2 separate regions of the Mus musculus genome follow, and region 2 is linked to region 1. Evidence: chromatin loops called from intact Hi-C (ENCODE). Cell type or tissue: gastrocnemius. All regions are shown on one strand. Each heading gives the region's core, and the rest is flanking DNA. Links, peaks and the distances in the headings are about the cores only. Region 1 overlaps Bcas3 (breast carcinoma amplified sequence 3). Region 2 overlaps Bcas3 (breast carcinoma amplified sequence 3).

Region 1 (15,245 bases), core at 4,493-12,492:
TCCTTCTACAGCACTCAAGTAGCTGCCAAAAGTAATTTTTCACCAAGATGCTGACCCATATACTGTGGACGCAGACATCTCAACAAAATATGCAATATTAAAGTCAATACTTTAGAAACTCATTTTCTGAATGTAATATAAATACATACTCTCTATTAACAGTGTTTTAATAAACTTACTACCTTTTGTTCTAGAAATACCTAGTATTTGTTATAATGATAACTTTAAGCAATAAGATTTTAAAATTATGCCATTACAGAAATATTTTAACTACAATATGAAAGAAACTGAAAAGGAGAGAAAATGTGGGAGGCATTTTGCCAAAAACATCTCTTGATCAACAATACAAAGGCAAATCCTCTTTTGTGTTTCATTGAGTCACCTTCTAAATGATTCTAACTAGATTTATTGTCTGCAGATATGGGATTTTATAGCAGGAAATTATCTTATATATTTTCTGGCTTGAGATTTCAATTTTCTATGTTGCAATGTGTTATCTGGGCATGGTAGCTCTTGCCTGTAAGCCCAGCACATGAAACACTGAGGAAGGAGGACTGTCAAACACCCTGGGGGACAGTGAGACCTTGTCCTTCAAAAGCTAAAAATACAAAATCCTTTCAAAATTTCAAACAATACACTAAACTAAGGTAACTACTGTTACTTATTTTCTTATTTCCATCATACATGTAAGTTTTTCAGACTGCTTTCCTATCTTTCCATGTCTTTAGGAGAAATGTATTAATTTGGTGGTATAGATTATACCATGACATTGTACCAAAAACCAGTGTAAACATAATACTGCAAATAGGTGCGAAAAAGTGTTTATAAAACACATGTAGGTAAGAGGCAATTTCTTCAGATTTGCGTATTAAACATTCATGACTGAAAATAATGCTTGCTTTCCTAGAATGGGTGAGAAAAATCAGGCAAGAAATGACTTATAAAACTACAAATCGCTTTGGGCAATGCACCTTTGGGTTGACTCTAGCACCGGCTCCACCTTTCAGATAACACAACGTCTTTCGTCCGGGGTGCTTGCTTACCTGGCCCTCTCCAACCGTCTCAGTGTCTATGACTGTGATGATGCCTGGAACCAAGGGGCTCCGTCTTGAGTTGCAGTGTAGGGCAACGTCATCTTCTGTCACCCCTGAGGGCAGTGTGCCTGTCAGTTGAGTCACCACTTTCCCAACCATCGTCAGGCCACTTTTCAGTGTCTACATAATAAGAGACAAAACATAAGACTTACAACAAAATGTGAGGTCTAAACAGGAATATGTACTTGAATCAATTTCCTAGCCTCAAGCCCTTACAATATCTTACGTAGAAATAAACACCACAGATGTTCAGTTAGCCATTCAACGTGATTGGAAATGTCAGCAAAAACAGCACCAACATTACTATGCTGCAATAATACCATAAGTAAGTGACAATAATTACAAGAACAGAGCTAGTTCATTTAATAGGGGTACAACTATATATTTACAAAAATATTTCTTTTATTGTATCCTCTTAATGTACATATTTTAGAACATATGATTTAGAAAAGAGCAGGACATGTGACAATGTTTTTTAAATATTATAATTCAATATCTAAGTGGGAAAAGATTCTAACTCTAAAATAGACCTGTGCCATTATAAAAGACTACACATTGAGAAGAATGATAGTAACTATACTTATTTCTATAGAGAAAACTATACAAGTAACAAATTATTAAAAGAGATAATTTTCATAGGAGCCAGAACAGGCAGTCTAGAGTACAATATTAAAGAACAGTTCTTCTGACTGTGGTGCTGATGAAAGCCTGTCATTATGGGGAAAATAACCTTACCTGGAATATGGAATGTATTCTCTCATTCATTCATATTCATTCTCTCTCTTTCTCTCTCTCTCACACACACACACTCTCCCCCTCTTTCCCTCTCTTCCTCCCTGACCCCCTCCCTCCCTCCCTCCCTCCTTCCCATTTCGTCCCTCCTGTGGGTGGGTGTGAGTGCCCGTGTTTCTTAGTGGTCACTTACTTAGGTTTAGTGCTGTTTGCCTCTTTTTTGTTGTTTGTTTTTTTGGTTTTTGTCTTACTAGATTACTATAAAGATAAACCTATTATTTCATAGATACTTAGAGCCCCAATATGGAAATAAGACTTTCTACATTTTCTTGATTTCAGAGCAGCACTCAAGACCAATTTTTATACTTTTAGATTTTTTTCCCCTCTGTTTACCCATTCCATCTGAATTTCCTTATGTAGACAGAAAAAAAAGTTAACTTTCCATGCTAGGGCTAAGGAAAAAATTGTGCAAATGAGATTCTCTGATTACAATTATAAAATCTTGACTTGTGTTTACCAGTTCTCTCCTCACAGACTTATATCCATGTGTTTTCTCCCCACTGTGGTCAATTGATTTAATAAAAATTCCCAGGGTTTCTTCTTGTTATCTGATAACTTAACACCAACAGTCTTAACAGAGCAACACCATTAGCACTAATGGATATAAGACAACTGATAGGGCAGGAAAGGTTCAAAACGGCAGGGGAGCCTGCGGCAGATCTGCCTGCAATGCAAGAGAACATGTAATATGTCTACACTTTATTACAATCACATGGTCAGCTGCCTTGCTTTTACAATACTGTTTTGTGAGAGCACTTGTTCAAAATAATCCGGGATTGAAGGAAATTTAAATATATTAAATATACTCCAGATTGTACAAAAACGCCATCCAATTTATCATCTCTATTCCTAGGTTGTATCTTGCTCTAACCATATTTTTGTAGCAAGTCTTTGTGCCTCTTACCTACTTGGATAAAGTGGGAAGACAAACAGACCACCAGTGTCCAAGGACTATAGAATCATATCTGCTACCCTTGGGAACAAGTGCTTAACGATATACTTCATTCTCATAGGATATGGATGTCACGAAAGACTGCTAAAATTTTACTTGAGTTATTTCTAAAGCAAAGTCTTCCTTGGTGCAGAAAGCACTCACCTTCCCTGGTTTCCTTACCGCTAATTTGAATGGCTTTATCACACACTTGGTGACTATAAAATTCAGGGGTGCATTTTGCTTTAAAGATCGTTTTATCAAGTCATTCCAACGACACACGCATTCTTCGGGCCCTCGTGGATGAGGAACACCGCTTTCCTCTGTGTTTGTGCTGACTCTTCGTCTACCTTCTGCCCTGCTCCCCTGCACTTGCACTTTTTACATGCCCCAGTTCTAGTGCTATTCATTGGCATAAAAGCGTGAGGCGATACGCTCAGGGGCAAACACAGAGGATATACAACCAGACACGTTCACACTGAAAGGCTTGCTTGATAAGGCTTGGCTGCATCTGCCCGGGAACAGCTCCATTAGCACTGATGGCGTGAGAGCGGCAGCTGAGGCATCTCAGAGGTTAACAGGCTTCCTGCTCGGCTCTCACATCAATACACTGGCGCCGGGTTCCCTTGGTCCTTTTCAGAGGCTTACTCAACAACACTAACAGAATTGGTGTAAGTCATTTCTTGTGAATTATTGAAACAAACATTTGGCTGCTAATTGAGGAACACTAATGTGTTTTATAATCACTGCAGTTTGAGATTTTAGCACAAAACAAAACAGTTGCAATTGATTTGTGGGTTTGTGACCCCCTTGGCTTTGGTTCTTTGTGCTAGAATTCAGCAGAGAGAACTTTGCTGGTCATCTTATTCATGTATATTTTACTATGGAACTTTTGAGACCGGGGGGGGGGGGGGGGGAGGGCTCCTCAACCACAGATGAGTTAGAATAAAAGAATCAAAGAAATCCAGGACCCCTGGTGGGATACCCAGGCCTAGGGATAATCTGTTTTTCTAGAAAGGGTCTAAAGATACTACGTGACACACTTACCACATTTTTAGAATTAGGAAGTCATGTATTGTAATTACCCTTGTCAGAAACTACCATCTCCTCCCATGGTTTGGATTGAAACATAAAGGGGCATGCAGTGTGGCCGAGTGTTGGCACTGCCTGCAGTTTTGGCAGTCTGGGGACTGAGGTAGGATGATACCCCTGAGTTCAGTGAAGTGTTGATGGGTTTCAGGAAACCGTGTGACTGTAGTCCTAATGGGATTAGGGTTCTGCCTCTTCAGGGGTGGAGGGTACTTACAACAGAAGAGTTAACCTCTGTTTGTATGCAATAGAGCTTTTAAACAAATCTTCTGAAAAATATGGAGGTAAACATCGAGAGAACCTGAGGGCGTATTCAACAAAGACAGGAATAGAAAGCTTGATTTGCTCAAAGAGTTCAGTCATTTAACATGTAATCATTTTAAAAATTAGGCATAATCTTATTGCTCTTATTCTTATTAACTGCACTATTTATTCAGTCTTGTTTATTTTTGTATTTGTGTATCTGAGCAAGATAGAGACAGACAGACAGACAGAAACAGACAGACATGGTATTGCCATGTTGCACGGGAAGTCTCAAGCATATGAGCTCAAATGAGCCTACCAAATAGCTGAGACAACAGGTATACAAGCACCATACCTGCCGCATAATTATTTATCCTTAAATTACAGAAAGAACACTAAAGTAATCTTTGGAAGTTATGTCTCTTTGTGTGTATAGAGGCATGCAGAGAACATGGTGAGGCAAACTCAGATGGAGGCCAGAGGCTGATTCAGTTATCTTCCTCTACTGCAGTCCACCTTCCTTTATGGTTGAAATGGAATCTCTCACTTGAGTCTAGAGCTTGCTATTTGGCCAAAATGCCCAACAAGTAAGCCCCCAGGAGCCTTCTGTTTCCAATCTCCCCGGCAATGGAGTACATACCAGGCATTACCTTAGCCTGTAAGGGGCGGTGCTTCTGTGTGAGTGGGAGTTGGGGCAAAGCACCTCATCTACTGAGCCATCTCCTTAGCCCCTTTATTTTAAATAAATTTAATACACTCTGAACCAAAAAAGTACACTGCCCATACCAACAATACAACAGCAATAAGCAAAGGAAGGCTTCTGGATTATACTAATTCGTATATTTACCATGCAAAATTGGAACTACTGCATTTCTTAGAAGGTCAGTTTAACAATAGATAATATGCAGTACCTTACAAGGAAAAACTAGCATCTAGAGTAGAAATTACTGCAACATTGCAATTCTCTCTATGTACAAAAACCCACAGAACGGATATAAATTAAAATCACTCTGTGTCTGGGAGGTGGAGGCAGGAGAATAAGAATTTTCGGGTCATCTTCAGCCATACTAAGTTTGAGACTAGCAGGGGCTACATGAAAGCCTATCTTAAAAATAATAAAAATACCATTAAATGAATTTTTAATGATTTGACAATAATTTAAAGGAACTTTAAAATACTCGTGCTTTCAAATATAAATCCAAATAAATAGATGCTATATATGGAATTTTTTCTGTTCAGTTTTCAAAACTAATGACAGACATTTAAGTTGGTTATAAATATAACTTAACTCAGGATTTAATACATGATTGAATGAAAAGTATACCTAAAATTTTAACCTGTAGAGCTGTGGATACAGAACAGGAATGGAATACATGCTTATCACACATAAATTCACTCAATAATAAATGCCCCTTTGAAATTAATTGGACAAAAGTGTTTTAAATTTAGTATCTTCAGGGAGACCAACAGTGTATACTCAGTGTCACATTATGTAGCCTAGGCTGGCCTTGGTCTCACCCCTAGACTAACCTGAATTTGCAGCAACTCTCATGCCTCAGTCTCCCAAGTGTAACGATTACAATTGTAAGGCAACAGGACATGTTAAACTTAATTTCTTAGAGCCTAAATCAGGAAGCCTGAATACACACCTTATATCCCAACGTGGAGGTGTGGGATGTACAGGGTTCAGACTTTGTCATTTTGAACTCATTACATCGAGCCTCATTTCTATATACCCACAACAAAACATTTTCTTAATGAATGCAGGGCCCTTCCCAGAACAAAAAAGAAAAAACAAAAACAAAAAAATTAAATCCTCTAGCAACAAAGTACTAAACTGCAGCCCCAGTAGGTCACTAAAAGTGATGTACAGCCAGATCCACTAGTACAGACAGTTGAGTTCAATAATTCAACATTCAAAACAGTATCCCTTTGTTAAATGCAGGGGGACGGAGGGACACTCATGAGTCTGCCTAATTACTGTCTTTCTATATAAGAAAAGTAGAAATATAAACATACAGTGCTGTAAGTGTAAAGACATTTCCTTACTCTGCTTTGGACTGGAAAGTATGTAACGGTTCTCATCGAGCCCAGGGACATATTCTAATGCACATCATGCAAGCATTTGTGACAATCTTGAAGTATTTTTGTATTTAACATGAAACAGTGTGACCTTTGATTCCTTCTCTGTGGTCGACTTAGACTGTTGTCCCCCGAGCAGTTGTGCTTTTGATTACATGCTGTCATTCAGATTCACTCTGTCATCCCTATTATTAGAATTGCTCTGTTGTAGACTTCACAATTCAAAAGAATGGTGGTTGTAAGAAACCTTATAATCAGCTCAAAGTTTCACGGGCACCATCAAAATTAACCCTCACAAGCACAGAGAGAATTCACTGGGCAAACATCAAGGGGGCCAGCCTCTAGATATGAAAGAATCTTTGAATGTGTCAGGGGACCAACTCAAGTTTTCATGAGGAATTTTTGGAGCCAAGAAATTCAAAACTAGTCAAAGATGCACAGGGATGTCCGTGAGGCTGTCAGTGTAGTGGCCAATGCACATCACAGAAGAACCCAAGTGTCTAGCTCAACCATGTACAGTCTGTTGCAATGTGGGATTAATTAGTTACCAGACTTGAATCCAGTTGCAATACACCTAACTTTTTAATGGAGTAAGTACAAACCATACAATCTTGACAATAAAACTATTAACCTCAAAAGATTAATTCTCACAGTTGGCAAAACATTCTGACTTCCCACATGTATTCGACACTTGTGAATGAGAGCAGATCTCATCACAATTCAGCAGTGGAACCTGGTAATTGTTGCACATGATCACAACTTGTAGAAACTTGTGAGGTACTCACTTTAGCAGCACTAAGGACAGTGGCAGTGTAAGACTGAATGTTGTCTCCACAGGCTCCTCCACGGGACTGGTGACAGCGAATCAGCTGTGATGAGGAGGGGAGAACAGAGTCATTTTCTATTAAGCTGTTTAACTCTGCGTGCTATTAGACAGCAGCTATTTACCATGCATAATAAGGACGCTGGGTGGGAATGTTTGCATTGAGTGTATTGCAGACAAAACAGCTGAAAGCCCTGCTGAGACACATTTACCCCTTTTTATATAATCTTCTGGTGCCACTAAGGCAGTTTCATGCTCAACTGTGGTTTTAATTACATGATGAACAGGCTTTAAGAATTCATAAACTCTGAAATGGTAGGATTCAGGGTCTGGCAGCCTTTCCATAAATAAATTAAAAAAACATAATCAAAGGACTTACATATAACTTCCTAACATTAAATATTTGACATACTAGCAAATTGGATGTTTTCTCCTCTTAATTCCTTACAAAAATTATAAAAAGAAACCTAAAACAACAAGCAAATATTTTAGGATATTTGCATATCCAATTGTGTCTGTGGGAAAGTGGACAGAATGTGCAGAAACCAAGCCCACACACGCACACAAACTGTCCATGTCTGAGAGGCCACTGCATCACGAACAGATTGAGCTTCCAATTATCAATGTTAATCGCAATTTTAATTCTCAGGTGCTCAGCAGAAACTCGGGTTCTAACTCTTCACTGGCAACAACACGCTTGTATTTGCCAAAAATGATGATAATTAAGATTCAGGTGAACATTTTTAAAGTTGGGTCAACATCAGAGAATTAGGACAATATGATATTGTGATAGTTATTTTCAAGTCCTATGAAATTAATTCAAGAAAAAATACCAGCCTTATATGACCTGTATCAGATTTACATATAATCCTTTTATTCCTCACATTAATATGAATATAACAGACTAGAACACCTGGTACATGAAGATAAGCTATTATTGAGTCACGATGAGTAGATTGCAAGGTATCTGATCAGTAAACATATCTGTCACAAATTACAATGTGGCAAGTGACTATTTTAGCTAATAGAAAGAATGGCTTCTTCATTCAACCACAGATCCACATTCAAAAATTATGAAAATTATTCCTCTGCTGCCTCCTGCTGCTTAAAAAGAGAAAGGCAGGATTGCAAAGATTGAAACCTGCTCCCTGCAACAAGGTATCAGAGTACTCTTGGACAGCAAACATCCTTGCCCACTAAACCAGCTCACCATTGGAACAAGAGCAAAGCAAATACATATATTAAAAAAAAATACATAAAAAGTAAAAATAAATGATCTCATATTAAAAGTAGACTTAAAATATTTAAAGTCAAATGGAAAAATAACCAATATAGTCAGAAACACAGTATACAAAAATTTATATTCACATCATTTTTTAAACTAAATTAGCACATAGGTGGACATAAAATAATCTTAAGAAACATGGCCATTAATGAGCAAATAAACTATTTTATGTTTGTAAAAGGAAAATAAATAGCTACATGAACATATTATATATATTGGTATAGAAAATATGAATATATAAGGAATTATACACATTAAATCATAGTCCAAGTAAAGTGGAGGAAGACCAGAAGAAAAAGATGACCAAAAAATAAATAAATAAGACGAGGAGATGGTGACACAGCTCAGCAGATGAGGGCATTTGCTGCCACACCTGAGTTCAATGTTCAGAAACTACATGGTAAAGGGAAAAAGATGACTCCTCTAGATTGTTCTCTGCTCCATACATGCTTATGTACATGTATACATGCAAATACACACACACACACACACACCATAACAAATTGTACCCTATGAGGACAGCTGAACTGTGCACCTGCAGTTTCAGGCAGTAGTGGCAGTAGGCACGCCTGTTGAGGTGGAACAGGTGAGCAGTTCTGTACCACTTTTGAAATACAGGAACTGAATAAAAGATGCCGACATCCAAGTCTCCCATGCAAAGGAAAGGAAAGATGAAGTGGGGAACTTGGGGCCAGTATGAACACAAACACTTTATATTTATATCATGAGAATGTGCATATATAGATGAACAAATATGTACACGTTCCCATTTTCTATATGTAAGTAGCACGTATGTATATATTAGATGTTTCCATTGAAGAGTTCTATAAAGACACACACTGGAGCACAGAACAAAGCTGACTTTCTAAAAAGAACCAGACAGAGACTGGAGGGAGAGATGGAGCCTACCAATTAACTCCCAGCTTCCTGTGATTGCTCCAGGAAGATGTGACAGCTCTGGCCTCCTAGGGCACTTGCAGATATGCACATACCCACACACAGACAGATACACACAACACACAAGCAACTCACAAACAAATAAAAACAGTAAAATAAAACCTTTAATAAGTGCAAGGAGAAAGAAGATCCAGGAAAATGGTTCTGTGGGTAAGAGCATTTGCAACTATGCACACGTGAATTAGGATCTTCAGGGAAGCACAAAAGTGCCCAGCAGGGCCACACAGATTGTGAGGAGCCAAGACAGGAAGCATGCTGGCCACCAGCCTACCTTCAGGTTCAGTGAAACCTTTGTCTCAAAAAAGAATAAGAGAAGATGGCACCTAACATCAACCACACACACATACACTCAAACACACGGAGTAAAAATGTTCTTCTAAAATTTAGTTCAAATTTGCAATGTCAAAGTAGGCCTCATGGCCCAAGTGCCCAAAACTCCATGTAAGTAACTGTACTGTGCAGCTTTTCTGTCCAGCATGCACATACATACACTGCTTCACATTATGTGACAGGAAACATTCAAGTGTGTGTCTGCAAAGCCCTGCAACTACCAAGGGAGTTGCTTCTCCACAAAAACAGTATGTAACTAATTGTAGCTCCAACTGCAAATGTGCAGCTTCCCACACGTGCCAAGGGACAGTTTACACACTTTCTTCATGCATGTCTCCAGCACTCAAGGGAAATGCATGACGAATATAAACACTAGGAGACACCACTATGTCACCCTATTTAACTGTAAGACTCTTGCATTATTTGAAAAGAATCGTTTGAAAAGAGCTATTTTTATGGGAAAATAAAGAGACCAGAAGAGAAGGAGTATAAATAGAGCACTCAGTAACATGCAAAATATCTTAATTTTTGCAGACAGGCTTTTGGAAAAGGAATTAAGGACTTCATCTAGAAAAATGGTATTTGTGAGCCCATTCTTGATTCTGTGCATTCCGGAGGCCAGTTGATTTGAGTTCTGTGGCTTTACCAAGTGCTTACTTACTGCACCACATCCTGATTTTGTCAAGAACTGTTTTGTATTATTTCATAATAATCTCAAGACACAATAACCATGTAACCAAGAAAAATGAAACAAGAATGCTAATCCTCAAAACCAACAGGACTTCTTAGACTTTATTCTACATTTACAGGTAGAGTCCTAAATGGTATAAGAAGAATATACCTTATTTTGTAATTCAAAATTTATGATTTGCACTGGACTATATATAAAGATATTAAAAATATGTGTGGCAACCTTTAATATTATGACAAACCAAGTTAATATATATAAATAGTAAATATATATATTTATATCTCTGTAAATACATATAAATACACACGCACATATATATATATATATGCGTGTGTGTGTGTGTGTGTCCTACAAGGCCTTGTGTGTGCTTTAATTATTAAAACAAATATAGAATCTAGTTGTTGACCGTATAGGGGCAATAAAATTTTCCCGTATCATATGACTCCAATCTAGTCAAGATAAAAGGCTTCACAATTATTCCTGGAAACTGGTGTCTTTTAGTAAGCATTGCTAAGATAATCTATCTCAATGCTTTAATTAATACCGAATAATCTCTGGGCAAAAGTTCCGTGAAGAAGCCAGATTAGAACAACAAAGGCTCTACGAAGCCTTTATTTAAGGACAACTACCATGTGGTGACACATGCTGCTAATCCCATTACTTCAGGACATCAAGTTCAGCCTGAGCTGAAAAGACCCTGTCACAACAACAAAGGAAGAAAATAGGATTTTTCTGTTTTAGGACATTACCTAATCTCTAATTAGGTAATGGACTGTTTTAGGGCTTACAATATAAGGCTGGCCTGGGCACCCCAGGTATGGTGGTTAGAATATGCTTGGCCCAAGGTGTGGCCCTGTTGGAAGAAGTGTGTCACTGTATGGATGGCCTTTGAGAGACTCCTCCGAACTGCCTGGAAGTCAGTCATAGTGGCCTTCAGATGAAGATGTAGAACTCTCAGCTCCTCCTGTACCACACCAGCCATGTTCCCACCTTGATGATAATGGACTGAACATCCGAACCTATATGCCAGCCCCTTGTAAGAGTCATGGTGTCTGTTAACAGCAGTAAAACTCTAACTAAGACACCAGGTGAGCCCTGATCTTGAGGTGACCATCCTGACTATGACTTCCAAGTGCTACATACACAGCTATGTGTGACCAGACACAGCTATGGATCCTTAACAGTCAGAGTAGCAGTGCATAAGTAAAGGCAAACAAAATAAAACATTCACAACTAGTATTCATCAACAGTATCAATAATAGTCAACCAAAACTAACCCACATCTGGGCCAAGTCTTACCTTATTTTCTGCATAAGCAAGCCAGCGGCTCCCAAGAGCAATGGGATTCATGTTTGGCCCAGGACAAGGATAACAACCTGCAAGTTCCAAAAAACAGTATTAAGAATTTCTATAATACCTTTTCCATGAATGTATCACTTCTTGGGGAAAATAAAAAAATTTTTTAACTACTTAAAATTCAAATAATAGTATTCATTGATTTGTTTTGCTTTGGGGCAGGGTCTCTCTATGTACTCCTGGCTGTCGTGAAATTCACTACGTAGACCAAGTAGGCTTGAACTCATACGAATCTGCCTGTTTCTGCCTCCCAAGTGCTGGGGTCAAATGCGTGCACAACCATGCCCAGCCCAATAGTCCTTTTTTTTTTTTTTTAAAGATTTATTTATTTATTATATGTAAGTACACTGTAGTTGTCTTCAGATACACCAGAAGAGGGCATCAGATCTCATTACGGGTGGTTGTGAGCCACCATGTGGTTGCTGGGATTTGAACTCCGGACCTTCAGAAGAGCAGTCGGGTGCTCTTACCCACTGAGCCATCTCACCAGCCCCCAATAGTCCTTATTATAATACTTAAATACTTATACTTTCCCCACTTCTTAGTGACTCTCCTGCAACTAAAGCAGGAAGACCTGGAAGTCACGTTTCATTAACTAAAGCCTCTATACTGTAATTCCTGAAGAACAAGATTAAGTTACAAGGAAATGACGCAAGTTCCTAAGTAAAGTTCAAAAATTTAATAAGACTTTTTGGAGAGGACAGGAAAGTCTAAAATGGTAGGAAGGGCGAAAGAGCAATTATAACCATGTGCAAACGTATCAGAAAGAAAATGATGCTACAACGGTAGAAAGGGAGGGTGAAGAAACGTGGGCAGTGGGCAGTGAGCAACATCAAAGGATGCCTCTGTAGCAGGATGCGGGAAAACCAGATGATGTCATATAGTCTGCTAGCATGTCTTCTCCCAGTACCAGCTGCTGAAACCAACGAGTGTGCTAGGATGTGCCTACTATTGTTACTTCTAAGTTCTTAGTTAGGGGCTCACAGGGATCTGCCCTCTTCTCTTCATGTTTGATCTCTCCTGCCTATCAGGGTGTCTAGGGATTCAGGATGGTGCTGTCACTGCTGAAGGCATGTTGTGCTGGCACACAGAAAACGCGGGCATCCTAAAGACTGTACAAAGACAACACACACAAACAAAAGTGCCCTACTATGTAGTATGAAGTACTTGGAGATTTGAAATTCGCATCATTTCTGTTATAATGAGACATCTAAATGCTAAAATCACATTAGAGGTAGTTATTCTCCAGAATTAGCTTTAAAAACCAAAAAGGAAGGTTTAGGAGACAGCAGGACATATAGTCCATGCTAAGACTAGAGACTGAACTAAAACCAAGAAAGATTGCCTCAAAAAAAAACCTAAAAATCTAAACAACCTAATTTTAAATCAACTCCCATAACCATTCCCACTGATACATGATGCTTCTCCAAATCTTCTTTGATTCCAACCTAAGGAAGACACCTACTGGCTCCAGGCTCTCAGAGTAGTGGCGTAAAATTGTTTTCAAAACACTATTTTTCAGGTAGAATCAGCCACAGATCATTATCCCAGACTTATAAGCATAACGCCTCTAACAATTAACTGTGACCTCTAGCTAACTATAAAAACAAGTGAACTGTGTCGAGAGTAGAGATTTAAAACTCTGAAATATTACAAGGAATTCAAAGATGTTTACAATGCCATTTTAAAAAGTAAACAGAGGCAACTGGGCATTAGCAGAACTGGGGCTTTCAAATTAAAATCAAGATAGATAGAATCCAAGATCCCCATATCAATTCCTATCCCACCGAAGACAATTGTAGTGACCACACAGTTAATGGGAACACTAAGGGCACTGAGGAAGGGGGGTTGCAGGGAGACTGGCCTAATTTCTTGTTCGAGTAAAGAATCTTAAAGGCACAAGAAAATGATGCAATTTTACCAGAAAGCAGGCCAGAAAGCTGTTCTGAACAGAGGTATAACTTGAACATAGTTAGGAAAACAAGACTTCAATACTCTGAGGCCTATAGGCCTGAGAGGACCAGAAAGACCTCAAACTCTGCGGATCTGCCTGCCTCTTCCTCCCAAAAGCCAACACAGAGGCTAAAGGTAACACTACCCCATCATGCCCACCTCAGTCCACTAACCTTTAACAAACATACTCAAGCAAATCAATGGTCAAAGTTACCTATATGCTAATGAACCTGGACACCACATACAAAAAGTCCTTCAGAGCTATAAGACTGATGAGCAGTTAAGAGCACTTCTTGTTCTTGCAAGGGACCCAGCTCAGTTCCACCCCATATCCCCATGGCATCCCTCAGCCTTCTGCAGCCCTAGTCACAGGGGGTCTGAAGCTTTCTTCTGACCTTTAAGGACATCAGGCTAAAGACTCATAAACATAAAAATAGTAAAATAAATCTTTAAAAAAACTGTTTAATTTGTTCAGAAAAGATGATATTTAAAAGTACAACATGAAGCCAGGTGTGACCTGCACGCCTTTAGTCCTAGCACTAGGGAGGCAGAGGTAGATGGACCTCTGAGTTGGAGGCAAACCAGGTCTACAGCGTAAGTTCCAGAGCAGCCAAGGCTAAACAGAGAAACCTTGTCTCTAAAAACAAAACAAATAAAAACCAAAATGAGGAACTCTGCGTGTGTCCTCAGGTTTAGAATAACAGTTTCATACATTTGACAATACACAGCTTTGGCTGAAAAAATTTTTTAAAGAACCCCATCAATATGAAAAACAGGCGCTGGAGAGATGGCGCAGTGGTTAAGAACATCTGCAGAGGAGTTCGGTTCAATACCAGTACCCACATGGCTTACAATCTCCTATAAACTCAGGGCCAGAGATCCAATCCTTGCTCTGCCATCTGTATGCAGAAGGTACACATATAACACAAATATACAGATACAGTCAAAACACTCAAAACAGAATCAGGAAGTAAAAGGACAAGCAGCAGAATGGAGGGACATATATCTGTAACCTAGAAGTGACAGGTGACACATTTTAGAAAACAAGTCAATATTGAGATACTTTTAAATTAAAAATGAACTAAGGCATAAATTATCAAAGGTATGAAAAGTAACCAGAATAACTGACCATCAGGAAAATATATATAATTACAAAAACTTGCAATCAAATGTTCATAGACAAGAAAACAGAAAACACGCATACACATAAAAGCTGGAATGTTCTCAGGTTCACACGAATGGCACCCATAACATTCCAGAAGGATACAGAAAGCAGTTTCCATTATCGATTTACAGATACATGTCTAATACCCATGAAATTTAGGATTATTATACAAGAACTAAGAACTGATGATCAGGTGTGATGGTGGGTGTGTCTATAAACCACCCTTGGAAAGCAAAGGCAGGAGTATAAGGACTACATAAACCCAGGCTAAGGGGTGAAAGGGGAGTGGAAGGGGAGAGGAAGGACACAGACAGTGAGAGGGTGGAGGGATAATGAAGGCTGCAAACAGGGCCGAAGGATATCTCTAAGCTCTTTTAGACAGCAGCCATAAGATCCAATGTTAGATCAGAGTACTCTGAGCGCAACCCAGAAATATGCACACAATTTGGAAGCT
Region 2 (15,245 bases), core at 3,949-11,948, 50 kb before region 1:
GCCCCCAACAATAGGGAAAAATACATTTTTGGAGAGATCTCAAAATACTTTAGAAAAGGCCAAACATGGTAGCATAGGCAAAAATCTCAGCAATTGAAAGGCCCAGGCAGAGGCTCAAAACCAGCAAAAGCTATGTAATGAACCCTGTCGCAATTAACAGGGGAGGGGATAAAAAGACAAGTGAGCGAGCCGATGGATTTGTGCCCTGCTCAGACTCATGCTGATCTGGAAAAGGAGTGGCAACTCCATACCTTTAGGAACACACAGAGACACTTGTCTGCAGTACCGAGGCTAGCTCTCTGTGCCACAGTCTCACAGTGAGAGTGAGCACAAAGGTGTTCTAAGTATACTGTCTATGGACTTGGAGTCCATCTTCCCTACCCTTTTCTTTGTGCCAACTCCAGGAAATAGTTTAGGAAAATAGGAAAACTGAAGAATTCAAGGAGATGCCACCGCACCGCTGAGTGCTTACATCAGCGAGGCGCCTCCCTTCCTGTCCCTGTCTCTCTTCACCACAGAACAGAAACTGCCTAGCTGCAGCCTCAGAGAAAGACTTCATGAAGCCTTAAGACCCATAAAACACTTCCACACGATCATACTTTCCCATCCCGGCAGACACGAGACCTGCAAGTGAAAAATGCAGTGAGAAAGAATGGATATTCTCACAGGGTTCCTGGCACAACCAGACAGAGGAAGTCCCAAAAATCTCCTGAGAAAATGAGCTCTTCTAAGACTCCTATCCAGCTTTCCAGGGTTAGGCTATATAGATAAACTTGCATAAGCCTTCGGGCTTTCGGGTCTTTATCCAAATCCACCAGAGCTTTGATCCCTTAGAGGGAAACCAGTCTCCACGATAGATGGGCATCTCACTGGGGGTGGGGGAGGAAAGACCAAATTCCAATAAGATGGTTTCTTGACAAATTAAAGCAGAAATTCTATGGCAAAACAGGACATCATTTAAAAATCTGAATTGAAAGGAAAAAAAAAAAAACTCATCATGCTGAAAGCTCTGATTCTTCGGTTTGACCTGTTTTCAGTTGTGTTTACTGTCACTGATCTTACAGTGGAAAGTGAAATAGAATCATGAGCTTCAGGATTCCAGCACTGCCTTACTAAGCGTATCTGAAACAAATTTCTATCTCTGGAAAGGAAACCACCTCACATGGTCTTTCTTGGCTCCTGCCACTTGCACAGAAAGACGTGGCTTATGCTTCATACGGACACAAGGTCCCACAGACGCAGGTGAGGGGGGCTAGGAACCACACAGCATTTCCTCAAACATTTTATACTACAAAGCTCACAGGCAAATGGATTACGTTGAGGATGAAAATGGACAGAGGGGAAGCACCAGCGTGCTTTGTGGCTGCTCCGGAGGAGCGGCATCCCAGGTCAGGTTTGCAGAGCGTCATATTCCCAAACCAGTCATCATTAACGGACTCACTTCCACAGGAAAGGAAAAAAAGCCAAGAGTCTGAAAACTCCGGACAAAAGAAATCCCTGCAGACAGAGTAAAAACAAATTAAAAGACCCATTATAAAACACAGATGCTACAAGGAAAATAAACTTTCCAAGATTTACTGGGCTTTGACAAACCCGGACATTTGTGGAAAAGCCATCAACAGCAACTCCCAGGTAATGTGGGAGGAAGCTTGGCTCCTTTCTGCTTTATCTTTAGCCTCTGTGCAGAAGCTGCCAGGACTGGATTCCCAGCTTCTGGATGCAGGGAAGTGAGAACATGTGAACGAGGCAAACTGCCAAGCACGAGACATTTCTAAGGGAAGCAAGACCCCGAAAGTGCTGAGCACTTCACATTCTGCTGAACGCTAGAGCTACTATCAGCATACTCTGTGCATGGACTTCTTCAGGACACGTGAGAGGAAACGAATGAACAAATGAATGAGGCCATCGCTCCTCCTGATCCTCTTTGCTGCCCAATCACACCATGAAGTAAGGAAAAGAAAACCACCAAGCATGATGTGCAGCAGTCACAGCTCTGGAATCTCCTGCAAGGGGGAACTCAGAGTGGGAGACAGCCGAAAACCCGTGCCAGGTTAGCAGAAGCGTGAGATACACGTGGTCATGAGTGGGAGCCTTAGAAAGACTCCTTAAGAAAGAGGGCTGTGAGAAAGAACACAGACAACGAACAATGGGGTGTCCGGTGAGCCTCTTAGGAGGTCACTGGGGATCCGAGGACAAACAGGCATAGAGATGTTAAGATTCCTTTACAAGAGCAAATTAGCGTGCCCATGGGACAGCATAGTTAGGAGGTCTGCAGTTTTCTGGGTTTTCCTGTGCTCCTTAGACATAGGGCCCTAACCCACATCAGGCATCAGGCAGGCTATTTAAAAGGGCTTATGACAGACACCATCCATGTCTCAGCAAACCAGATGCCTCAGTCCAGTCCGTTTTCATCAATCTCCACAGACTAAAGGGATCTGCCACAGTTGAGGGGCTCTGCTTCTCACCCCATCAAGCTCCTGGCTGCAAGTAATGGAAATTGTATTTGGAAATTAAAATAACAAGGGTACCCCTCAAACCCAAACTCGCGGGTTCCTGGCACTCCCAACCCTATAGAAACATCCTTTCTCCCAATATTTCCTCATCTCCATCCTCCTCCCAACACTCTCGCTATTCTGAGGACAGCGTACAAGCGTCCTCCTGTCTACCCAGTCCCAGAGGAAAGCTGGGTAAGAAGCGCTCAGAGCCTCTGCGCATGCGCACAGTCCGTCCCACACAAAAGCAAAACTGCCGGTCTGCTTTTACTATCCGGCCCTGGACTTGGCGGGTATAAAGCAGCAAAATTTACCAAAGAGTTTTAAGTTAATTCTGGAGTTGAAAAGTTGACTTCTTGACTCTGTTAAAAAGAATACAATGGTAGCTTGTCCTAAAACAATCACTGGATAGCTGAGCTCTGCAAAGCTAGAAAGCATGCTTAGCTCTTGCTTGTGGTCTAATTTAACATTAAAGCATTCTCAACTAAATCTCAACTATTATTTAATCAAAATCAAATAAAATCCTTTAAAACATATATATGTATATTTATTTTTTTTAAGTGCTCAGTACAAACTGGAATTTCTAGTATATGGGTTGCTTTTGGTCAGAAAGGGAGTGTCTGTCCCTCCCTCCCTCCCTCCAGCTCTGCTCTCCCTCCCTCAGGCCCCTAGCCCGCCTCCTTTCCCTCACAGATGAGGATGACAAGCTTCCCAGCTGCAGTTCCTGGACTCTCAGCCTTCTTTCTGACCTTTTCTCAGGCATGTTCCAGTATATTCTGCAATCTACTCAGTAGGAAAAGGAAACAGCAGCGCCCTGGTGTGAGACAGTGCCTTCTGACCCGCAGACCAGGCTGCACAGGCCTGGGATCTCAGCAGGAGATGGAAGGAAAGAAAATTAGCTCTGGACATGGAGGCTGGACACGCTTTACCAAACAACTGCGCGGACTTAAACAGAGGCAGAATCTCCAAGGATGATCCCAACTGCAGTTCTTATTGCTGTGATTGTTGCTCCTTGGGAAGGCAGCAGATGACAAAACATTGCAACAGAAATCTAGCAAAAGCATTGGTTGCTTTTTCTAAGAAAGCTTCCTGGTACCACAGTAACCACTACGGGTACAGAGGAGGAAAACAATCCATGTTTTTCAGGTGGAGACAGTTATTAGTGATGTTCTGCTACAGCACACAGAATGGTCCAGAACTCACCATCTGGTGTTCTCCAGTGTCAAGGAGAATTAAAAGTATACCTCCAAGAGAATTGGTGGTCTGCCATCATGTGACTGTTTTGAACATATATTTATACATAACACATTATACTTGTGTCAATAGCACAACAGTTAATTCTCTAGCTGTTCTCTCCTGATTCTCAGAATATCCTCACCTGTTCCTTACTCTTAAAGTACTGTATGCTATTTTAATGTGTAATACAAGTACTTCCTGGAAGCTAAAATGAATTTTGGATTTAGGAGCCTGATTTATAAGAGTAAAATTTAAAAAGAAAGTCACTATTACAAAGCTTGTATGTACAGTAAGTATAATTTACTCTAAAAGGGCAGTTTGTGGCTAGAATGAGGGGTGAGGAGAAGTAGGGAGAAATAAGGCTGCCAGGGGGTTGTACCAAGGAGCTGGGATGGCTACATGGCTCTAGTACACAGAGGGAGAAAAGAACACAAAAGAGAAAATGGGAGAAATTCTACTGAATTAAAAAAAAAAATTGAACAACATTTTAACATTAATAAAAAACGTTTATTTACTTATTTATTTCGGTTTTACGAGAACAGGGTTTCTCTGTGTAGCCCTGGCTGTCTTGGAACTCACTCTGTAGACCAGGCTGGCCTCGAACTCAGAGATCCGCCAGCCTCTGCCTCCAGAGTGCTGGGATAAAAGGTGTGCGCCACCATGCCCGGCTAGTAAAAAACTTTTAAGTAAGTGATCTATTCATGACCACACAAACAAACAAGTTAATATCAAATGAATAAAAACCGTGGCACGTTCCTTCACTCCTTCAGTTTATTATCTCAGAGCACCCTACACTGTGCGACCAGAGAAATGGTTTAAGAGCTCACACTCACTGTTTAACATTAAGATTAGACTATGGTACCCACTCAACAGAGTTCATTGAAAACCCAGAAAATGACCAATATTTATATGGATATTCATGGAAAAAGTGAGACAGACAGAGAGTGACTATACACCCTCTAAACATGATGCATATTCTTCACATAAATAAAGAACAAAGAGAAAAGATTCTGAGCCTTTTCCCCTAAGATTCAAATTCCTGCCCCAAGTTGCAGTTCCAGCATATCACACTAGCGCTTGAAAGGCTGAGGCAGACTTGCCTTGAATTGAAGCAAGCAATGGCTAAACAGCCAGTACCAGGCCAGCAGGGCTACACAGCAATAATCCATCTTGAAATAACCAAATGGAGCACCCTGGGACACTGCACTTGCCTCTGAAGCAAGCTCCGTTCAAAGATAAAAACTGTATTATTTCAAAACATCAGAGTCTGACATCCCTGAGAGCAGTCGGGCACAAGCACGGCACAGGCGCAGCATCCCACCTCAGCAGCCAGCCTCAGTAGCCCTGAGCACCTACTCTTCATCCTTATCTCACAATTGATTTGTACCATGACACAGAGGAGGTAGATTTACAAAATACTACCTCATTTACATGGGTACACATATGATGTATAAAAGTATCAGGAATTCAGTCAGAAGCAAAAACAAACAAACAAACAAGCAACCACACTGTGCACTGAATTAGCTGCAATCCATAAAATATACCTTGTTTTTCTTTATGCAGTTAGCAAGTTTGTTTGAACATTTTCCCAGTATGACCTTGAATTCATGGAAACCCTCCTTTCTCTATTACCCAAGTTCAGAGACTGCAGAGAAGTACCAGCATAAAACCCTATAAAAACAGTACTAAGTAACACATGGAAAACTAATATGAACAATATGAGTTTTTTTAACCATTCCTTCTGAGGGACAATCACATTTTAAAATCGGAAGTTTCACACGGTGACAACACCTGAATCCTGGTACTCCTCAGGAGGAAGCTGGTGGATCAAAGATTGAGGTCACCCTTGGCTACATAGGAATTTTAAGGACAGCCTGGGCTACGAGACAATTTCTTAAAAACAATTTTTAAAAATAGTAAATACATATGTTGTGTTGAATAACAAATATAACTAGAAAATATAACCAACTTTCTTAATAATAAAAAATTAAAGATTCAAAATTTAAATGGTAGCCTTTCTTCTCTGCACATCCCCCAGGCCCCAGGCACTACTGTTCTCTGGCCCTTCACCCTCCTCCACTGCTAACGGAAGCCTTCCTGCTTATTACCCATGACTGTTAAGAATATTTTCTGGCTCTATTTCAGCATCATGACTCAGGTCATGAGAAGTGTCAAAGATGCATTTCCTTCAGCTGGGAACGAGCACCAGATCTCAAGGGCACAGAGAGGCTGGAGCGTGGTGTAGAAGGCCACATCAGCAGTTCCTGATGAGGAAGAGAAACCCTTTGTACTCGAATGCATTTTCATTCCCAGCTTGAAAACAGGTGCTTACACACACCAGTTAAGGAAAACAAACAGGAAACTGATGCTCAATTATAGCTCCCTAAATAACCAACAAATCCTGAAATAAAACTGTAAGCAAATAAATAAATAAATGGTATAAATTTAGCACATTTTACAAATATTAGAATGAAATCAAGATCTAGATGGCTAGCTCCAAGTTTGCAAAGGTGCATTTATGAATTAACCTCTGTGCTGTAGAATGTCCTTGAGCACTAGAAGCATGGGGTTCTTCGACAACAGCCTTGGACGCAGCACACCTGCAAGGGAGAAAGCCCTAGCCTCCTGGGACCCTCGACTGTGAGGGCCTGGGTGACTGCAGGAATGTCCTATTCATCTATCTATACGACAGACACCTGATCTTTTTTCCACATCTATGACTTTTATAAAAGGTGAAGCTGTTTCATCCCGTGCCGTGTCAATGCTAGAATGAAAAGCGATAAATCGTTTGCTACCCAGGATAGACCTTGACACTGAACATGAAAAGCTGGTCTCTTCTGCAGTCACCAGGAGGAGCCATGCCCTCAGGACTCCTCTGTCCACTCTGAAATACTTCTCTCTGGTGCCTCATTGTGGCTTGAGAAATTCTCACCTGCACAAACACTTGAGCCCAAGTGAGCAGCTCTTCCAATGAACCGGAAATCCCTTCCCTTTCCTCGTCGCCTCCCAGCTCCCACGCCATCCACCGTGGAGCACGGGGACCCCTCCCACCTCCCACGTGCACATAACCCTGACACAGTGTGAACCCACTCTTCTTTTTCTCGTCTTTCTTCATATTTTAACCATTTTGTAAGCTAACATTACCAACACCAGATTTACAATTCCTCTTCAGATAGTCAAACCGCAATACTAGTCTGCCTGTTCCACTCAGCTCCAACTTGTCACTTGGGTGTTTTAGTAATTAACAGCTCTAAGAGGCATCTGTCCTGAGAGGGTTACTGACTCTCATTGCCTTCTGTACTTTCTTCAAGACCAAATACTGAAAACATTGCTTCCAAATGTCTTTCTCTGGAGTACAAAGGGGACACCTTCCTGGTCCCCTCTGGGATGAGTTATCTACCTAACATTTTGTCTTTCTCGGAAACAACTAAAATGTCTTCCTCTGTAATTCACAGAAATCTCTCTAGAGCAACAGAACTAGGACAGAGTACTTACTCACAGAAAAGGAAAGAATAAGAACAGGATCCCTCACTCAGAGAAAAGTAAGTTTTCGCAGTTTTCTAGATCTTTTTTAACTCTTAACACTAAAATATTTTACCTTCCAAAATTATCAAAACCAACTTCAGTGTTTGTAGTCTTTTTTTTTTTCTTCTTTTTGAGGCAGGGTTTCTCTGTGTAGCCCTGGGGGTCCTGGAACTCACTCTGTAGACCAGGCTGGCCTTGAACTCAGAAATCCGCCTGCCTCTGCCTCCCAAGTGCTGGGATTAAAGGCGTGCTCCACCACCGCCCAGCTCAGAGTTTGTAGTCTTAATCCTGTTTTTATGCCTGAAATGGAAGATAGACTGATCCCTTCACAGGGAAGATAATCAATCATTCTGTATTGACTTTTACTTCACAGGTATGAGTGTTTACATGCATGAGTGAGTGTGTGTGTGTGTGTGTGTATACCACCTGCAATGACATTAAATTCCTGGGAACTGAACTTACAGACAATTGTGAGTCAACATGTAGGTAACAGGAGTTGAACATAGGTACTCTGGAAGATCAGACAGTGCTCATAACGACAGAGTTGGAGGGGCTGGAGAGAAGGCTCAACAATTTTAAAAAATTAAATAATGAAATAAAAGCAAATTAGTAAGTAATAAAACTAAAGACTGAAACAGTCATTTTCATGTAGTGGTCAAGGATATTTTGGCTTCATCACAGCAATGAGTCTAGGTGTCAGTACTTCAAAATCTATCCAGTGTGAGCACAATGTCAGTCAGAACTACAATGCCAGTCAGAACTACAATGCCAGTCAGAACTACAATGTCAGTCAGAACTACAATGCCAGTCAAAACTACAATGCCAGTCAGAACTACAATGCCAGTCAGAACTACAATGTCAGTCAGACAAAGAAGAAAATTAAACAATGGAGATAATAGCTTAAAAAAAAGACAAAAACCTGTAAAAACATTAAACAATAGAAAATAACATAAGAAAAGACATGATAGTAAGAGAAATGTTCAAAGAAAAGTCTCTGTTAGAACACACTGTGGGGACAAGAATGCAGTAGGACATGGGATGGTGGCAATGGGGAATCTCTCACAAATACAAAAACACAAAGCACAAACAGGAGCTCCAGGCCCAGACAGGAGAGCCAAGATTCATCTCACAGCAGCTTTAGAAAGGGGCATACAGGAAAACAGTGGAGAAGAAACAAGAAGTGGAAAGCAGAGGCTACTGGGGACTAGATAAGGGAAGGAAGGACAGGGCCAATCAGTGGTAAGAACAGAGAGATGAGCTGACAGCACTAACAGTGCCTGAATCATGGCATCCAGACAACTGCTGGTTTACAAAAAAGCAGGACACACATGCTCCGGGACAGGAGGGCTGGGAGCACACTGACAGCACTTAGGAAATAACACAACTAAAATGTTTCCATTCACAGCAGTCGTCAAGAGTCACACACAGGAAATGAACATCTGTACAAAGTACTCAAAAGAGCTGTAAGTTGGTGATAATACAGAGTCCACATCCTTGTGAAGAATTTGGAGAAGAAAACACAGAAAACACAAGAAAACGAAGAGATGCCATGGTGGTATCTGCTCCCAAGATACCCAGGTTCAAGCCCTGATGACAGGAACAGAAAAGCTGAGAGCACACTGCCCTCTAGAGGTAGCATGTTTCATTAACCATTAAATGCTAAACCCAAACTGTTCATGATTTGCAAATGCAAATTTGTATTCATAAGCAAAAAAAGCAAATTGAAAGATTGTATTTGCATCAAGTGATAATTACATTAAATTTATATTTATTTTATATTTTCTTGTTGCATTTATTTTAAAGGAGTTTATCTAAACAACATAAAAGATTACAGTAGTTAAATTGGGTTTAATTTTATGTTTAAAACATTTTTAGACAGCACTGTACACTAACAGGCTCCTGAGGGTTCTCATAGCTTACTTTACTTCTCTCACACATGGGACTACGTATGCCTCCATTTGGCTGGTGTGAGTAGTGCCTGTGTATGTGTGTGCACACAGACATTCCACGACATGTTTCTTGTTCTAGTGCTTCCCTGCTCAAAGAGTCTCTCACAGACCCCAGAGCTTTGCAGGCCCAAGACTGGCTACCCAGTCAGCTTGCTCCGGGGATCTTCGTGACTACTCCTCCCAAGTGCTGGAACTAGAGGCGGCTCCTGCAAGATAAACGTCCATGTGTGTAGCAAAACTACACACTGAGCCATATCCTTATGCACTCTATGTCCCTCTTAATACTTCTGTGAACTACACACTGCTATAAAGATTATGAACTACTAGAGGTGCTATCTTTCTTTAATAGTTTTTTTCAATTAGTGACTTAAAAAGGATAATTTGAGATGGGATATCACCTATCAGCATTAGGCTGGTCCCAAATTCATGACAATCCTCCTGCCTCAGCATCCAGAGTACTTAATCACAGACTTGTGTCATATCTTGGCTTCTTATGTGGTTTTTAAATTAGACATCTTGCTGTGTGAGGCTACCCTTTCCCAAACATTTGCATAAAGAACTCATCCTCTATCTCTGCACAATTACAGAAAATGACATGAAAATATTGAAAATGTGGGTGGTGTTGGTGTATAGTAAATGTCAAAATGAGCATAGAGTTATGCCAACGTTTTCAGAGGATGCCTCGGGAACCAGGAAAACATTAGGTTTTTACAACAGATTAGAAGCAAGGCTTCACTGACCTCAGGCAACAGGCTACAAGGAGAGAGCAAACTCCAGGTGCTAAGCGACCCAAGGAGGGCTCTCCCACATGGCGTGTCTGCACCATTTATATACTCTGTGTCAGATGAGGCATGGAATTTAAAGCAGAACTTCAGCGCACATGATTGATTTTTCTTGGCAAAAATTAAAACACTTATGGAAACTCCACTCCACAAGTAAACAGTGACTAGAAGGAACAGTCAGGACATGGCACTCTGGTGCTGCTGACTCCCAAGGAGGTGAAGCTATGTGAGGAGCTGGGTGGCTGCTGCATATTTACAATAGGATGCGGTCTATATCAAGAAAACTCCCTATCGACCAAAGTAAATAACTACAATAAACCATCAAATGAAGGCTGTAAACAGTCTCCAAGTGGTAAGACGGGAGTGCCGTACACACAGATGCTAAAAAGACAGAAAGACTGCTGGACTTGTAAGCCATTTGCTGAAATATAGCAGCTCTGGGTCCAAGAAATGAGAGGCCTCCTTCAAAGTCCTCAAACCTCAGGTTGGGAGGGAGCAGGGTCTGGAATTCAGTTGTCAGATGCTGCAGGCCTGGCACAACTCCTTCTCCAGACCAAGCCAGAAAGAAGCTGGGTTAGGGGACATACTCAAACCTTGGGAGGTGGAGGCAGGAAGGGAGAATCAGTGATAAAGGGTAGCCTTGGCTACGTAAGGGGTCACATAGTTACACATAACTACTAGTGAGGCCAGTCTGGGTTATCCAATGAGACCTAGGAAGAACGGAGGGAAAAAGAGGGAGGGACAAGAGAGGCAAAGGGAGGTCAGTGAGTCCTTAAAAATCTCAGGACAGGGCAGACACTATATTCTTAAACCTAAAAGGAAAACCTACTTCACAAGATAAAGAAACAGGAAAAGTAAGCAGGGCCAGTGTGGTGGGTGAGCAAGGGCTTGCAGCCAAAGTCTGACTCTTCACTTGAGCTCAATCCCTAGGCCCACACAGTGAAGGGAAGACAGGCAACTCCCAAAGATTATCAGAAACACGTACGTACATATACAACCACACACACATACACACGCAGACACAAGCACGCACCTAAAGAAACAAATGTAAAAAGCACATCTATCAACTATGTGAGCTCACGTGTGGAACCGTGACTAGTGCCACTTTCAACTGCGGATTTGTATCATCTCCCACTTTAGAAATACTCACAAGCTAATGTCCATACTGAAAGCAATTAAAAGCAAAGAAATAAATTCAAATTTTTATTTCATTCAGTAATATTGTTTACTTACATTGTTTTGTTAAAAAAAAAAAACATGAGAAATGAATCAATCCTGCACACTGCTGACGAACAGCAGCAAAGTTTGAGTGACAGCAGTTGATCCATACGCACTAAGCACTATTCTAAACACTGAAATTTCAAAGGTAACCGTGCAAGACTGGGCATATTATTACCTCTGCTTCATAGGTAGCGAAAACCAGGTCTCAGTAGGGAGACGGAGCAATTTGTCTAAGATTACAGCCCGGAAGAAGTCTAACCCTAGGTCCTCTATTACCCTAGGCCCTCTATCCACACACAGCTCAGTCACAGAGACTAGGAAAGTCATCAGCAGAAAGGTGAAAGGCCCTGGATTTGATCTCAGCATCACAAATAAACGGAAAAGCCAGATGGAAATGCTGAGCAATTGATGCAGGAAACAGAACAGAAAAGACAGCTTTTCTTAGGAAAAAGCAGGACTGTATAACTGCAGGAGGTAAGAGTGCAACTCCAGATGTAGCAGGACAGACAGACAGAAAGACAGTTAAGCTAGCTGGAAGGCCGTTGCCACATCATAATTTAAGTGGTGAACCTACAGTCTACGTCCCACCTTGGTCTTGATCATTCAGCTGCACTGGCCATCATCCACTGCCAGCACCTACATCTGGGAAAACAGACCAAGTCGCCTGCAGCCCTAACTTTCTCCCACTATCTTGCCCCTGTTAATATTACATTCTAAAAGAAGGAATAAAAACATGACACCATCAATACTTGTGGTGCCAATTTTCTAACTAAAATCCCCTTAGACAAATTCCTTACACCCCAGCAAACTGTTCTGTCTTCTCTGTCACTAAACTGACTGTCAGCTCCAACCTTCACCTAACCAGATGCTGGAACTTAGCACAGTCACCACCATCCTCCTGGCTACTGGCTACCTCCTGTATATGGTTTCCCACTTCGTGTCACTTGCTAGTAACTTCTGGATGACACTTCTTACCAGGAGCTCCAATCCTGCAGGTGCTGTCAATTGAAGCCTTCCTCCCGGTCACTATCCCCATGCAGATGCATTCCCAGTGATTCCAACCGTGCTAGGAACACGGGAAGCCTTACCCAGTGTCCAGATACACACAGGTCACCCCAGCATGCCACCCGGGCTACAATAGGAGACCCCGTCTCCCAAGAGATGTAGAAAGACAGGATAGAAAGACCCTGTCTCCACTCTCAGAGTGCGCTCTCCTCCATACAAGTCCTCCCTCAGAGCACCCAAACCAGTCTTCTCTCACTCCTGTTTCCAAAACCCACCACGGAGTTCCCATCAGCTAAGTAGATACATCACTACATGGGACCCTCTGTGCTTGACCAGAGCAGCTGTCTTACTGCCCCCTTAGTACAGCAGGTGTATTCTCAGCTCAGCATTTAGAAGTGCTGCTGTCCACTCATAGCCATTAGATCTTTGCTCAATATCACTGTGGTGACATCCACAAACAGGATGGTAATTTAAAGTTGAAATCATTTCAAGACATTTCCTAACTTCTATTCTTTTTTGAGACAGGGTCTAAGGATATATACCTGACTGGCCTTGAACCCACATACATCTGTCTCTAACTCGGGAATTCAAGTACTAAAGGTATGCAATACCACAGCCTGTATTCCCTCCCCTTCTTTAAAGTTGTCAATAGCTGCAAGAAAACAGACTTATTTTGATTGGTCACCATATTTACTTGCTCTCAGAAGAGCTTCGACACATATATTAAAAAATAATAATAATTAATTCACAGTGGCTGAGTAAGTGACCATCTTACATGCATCAAATGAAAAGCAATGTTACTATGAATAAAAATCTCTTCAATTTGACAAGTTTAAATTATTTAAATTATTATTTAAATCCAAATTGGTTTTTAATACACAAGTGAAAATGTCATAATTCAACTGTTTATGTCAACTTAAAGAATAACTTAGAAAAAATATCAAAATACACTGTTTCTCTGGGAATAACTTCTTTGATTCTACATGGTACACAAGGGGCCAAGATAACAGGTGGAAATGCAAAGATTCTGCCATCCCCTGAGTTTGATTTCCAGGATCCACTTGATAAAAGTGATTCACAGCTTGTCTTTTAGCCTCCACACAAATGCAGTGGGGCACATGTGCACACATGCATACAGTATTGCATACATTAAAAATAGAGGGCTGACACCACTTTGTTAAGGATGATTTTGTTACAGGAATGGTCACACTGGGGGAATGGAGGTTAAGCTTGGCCTTTGAGCAGATGCTGTTACCAGGTGATGGAGGTGGGCTAGGGCAAAGCTTAGTGCTCAGAAAGAGGCACTGTAGCTGTTGGTTGGTTCGAGTTGTCTAGCCATTGGTTGGGTGTGCACTTCACTTAATGTTGCCAGGTAGTAGAGGTAAGTCCCAGTGCATAAAGGATGTTAGAAGTAGCAAGAGTCACTAAAGGCCAGGCTCATCTTTGGGGAGGACCGTCTTCTGGGCGTGGCCTTTGTTAATCCTCTCACTAGCATCATCTGCACTTAGGAGGTGCAGTGAAGAGGATGGCTGAGGGAAAGGCTGCTGGCGCCTCTGTCCAGAGGACAGCTCTACCCAGGGGCCCTATGTGCATCTTGGTAAAATCTGTGTTCATTATGCATAGTCGTCGTCTGAATGTTACATCCTAAAGGAGAGCACATGGTTAAGAGCAGAGCTAATGGCTATGGTGTTCCTCTTGAACATGGAACTGCTAAGCCATGTCTGGACAATGTGGGGAAATTCATGTTGCTAGGCTGACTGGAGGGACAGAGAAGTTCACAGGACGAGGTCTGCAGGTGTGTTGAGACTGACATCCTGAGAGCCCCTGCTGTAGGTGCGTCTCCCAGCTGCTCCGTGTGGAATACATTTGTTGAGTGGGAAGATCCCTTCTACATATACTAGTATATAGATCTGATGTTAAACTTAGGAATGCTATACTTAGTGTGGTCTGTTGCTCTGTGTTTCCTTGTAAGCTGAGACTGAGTGAATGCAGAATTTAATTGTAGCTTTGCCAGTACATCTATCTAGAAGCCTGCTGCCATTTTTGTCTTCTATGAAATTTCTGTTGCCAAGGAAGACAGGATTACAATTTTGTCTGACAGATTGAGATGGCATGGTACATACTGTATAATCTCAATTACCCAAGTGTGTGTATGCTTGCAAGATCTAGAACAACATATCAAGCTGAGCTGCTTGTGACTGGGTGACTTTGTTCTTGCTTTCTTGTGTTTTGTTTCCTGTAATGCATATACTAAAAGAATAAACAAAAGCTTCTTTAAAGAAGAAAAAAAAGATTCTGCCATCCTTAACATCAATAAGAGATACCAACATGTCAATAATTAATTCCTATATTCAAAAAAGAGCAACACTGAGACTTACACCTGCAATGATAGCACTAAGTAGTGCTTGAGAAGTGCAGTTGTACGTGGAGTTTGATAAGCAGCGGAGCTGCAGAGACATCTGCAGGTAAGGAAACACAAAATGAGGGAGCTTCCCATGGGTGACTGCCATGTGGGCTGAATCCTTGGTAAGGTGAGGTGGAAATCAGATTTGGGACATTCTCCACCCTAACCAGCTAACAGCTTGATGAGACAATTTCCACCAGAGTTAGAGAATCATAATATGGGTTCATGAAGAGACCGGTTTCATTCGTTTCTTTCAAATAAGGATAGAGGCAACTAGCTGGACGTGGTGGTGCACTCAGGAGGCAGAGGCAGGCGGATTTCTGAGTTTGAGGCCAGCCTGGTCTACAAAGTGAGTTCCAGGACAGCCAGGGCTACACAGAGAAACCCTGTCTCAAAAAACCAAAAAAAAAAAAAAAAAAAAAAAAAGATAGAGGTTAACTGAAATGGGTGAGAAGAAAAAGTCAAAGAGTCAGTATTTCTGAATGACGGAGCATTTGCAAATCTAGAAAAGGCTGTGTTCTCTGGGAATAATAATTATCTATTATAAATAAACGTAACTATTAAGGAAAACGGCACTCTGGTACAGTCATTCTATGTTTTACCGTGGTGTCATAGTGGTACCTGAGTCACA

Evidence for each region. Hi-C counts contacts between places; a loop is a spot of excess contacts. Peaks named below come from ENCODE experiments on the same cell type or tissue, not always from the same donor. Only the 100,000 strongest peaks of a DNase experiment are listed, where the experiment ranks them.
Region 2: a loop joins it to region 1, with 2.6 times the contacts of the local background. A loop is called at or near these places in 6 of 42 quality-filtered maps.

Annotation. Positions count from the first base shown.
Region 1 is chr11:85,462,607-85,477,851 of GRCm38, reverse strand. It overlaps Bcas3 (breast carcinoma amplified sequence 3), which reads right to left. Exons shown (of 24, transcript NM_001166643.1): 10 at 11,617-11,693; 11 at 7,017-7,100; 12 at 1,044-1,214. Among named protein-coding and RNA genes, the nearest start is that of Bcas3, 120 kb to the right of the region's middle. In gastrocnemius, for the core only: a CTCF peak has its summit at 8,166 (motif pointing left); a DNase peak (open chromatin) is centred at 8,172.
Region 2 is chr11:85,511,839-85,527,083 of GRCm38, reverse strand. The region is part of intron 15 of Bcas3 (breast carcinoma amplified sequence 3); the gene reads right to left. Among named protein-coding and RNA genes, the nearest start is that of Bcas3, 170 kb to the right of the region's middle. In gastrocnemius, for the core only: CTCF peaks have their summits at 6,580 and 8,905 (motif pointing left); a DNase peak (open chromatin) is centred at 8,860; H3K27ac peaks cover 4,113 bases.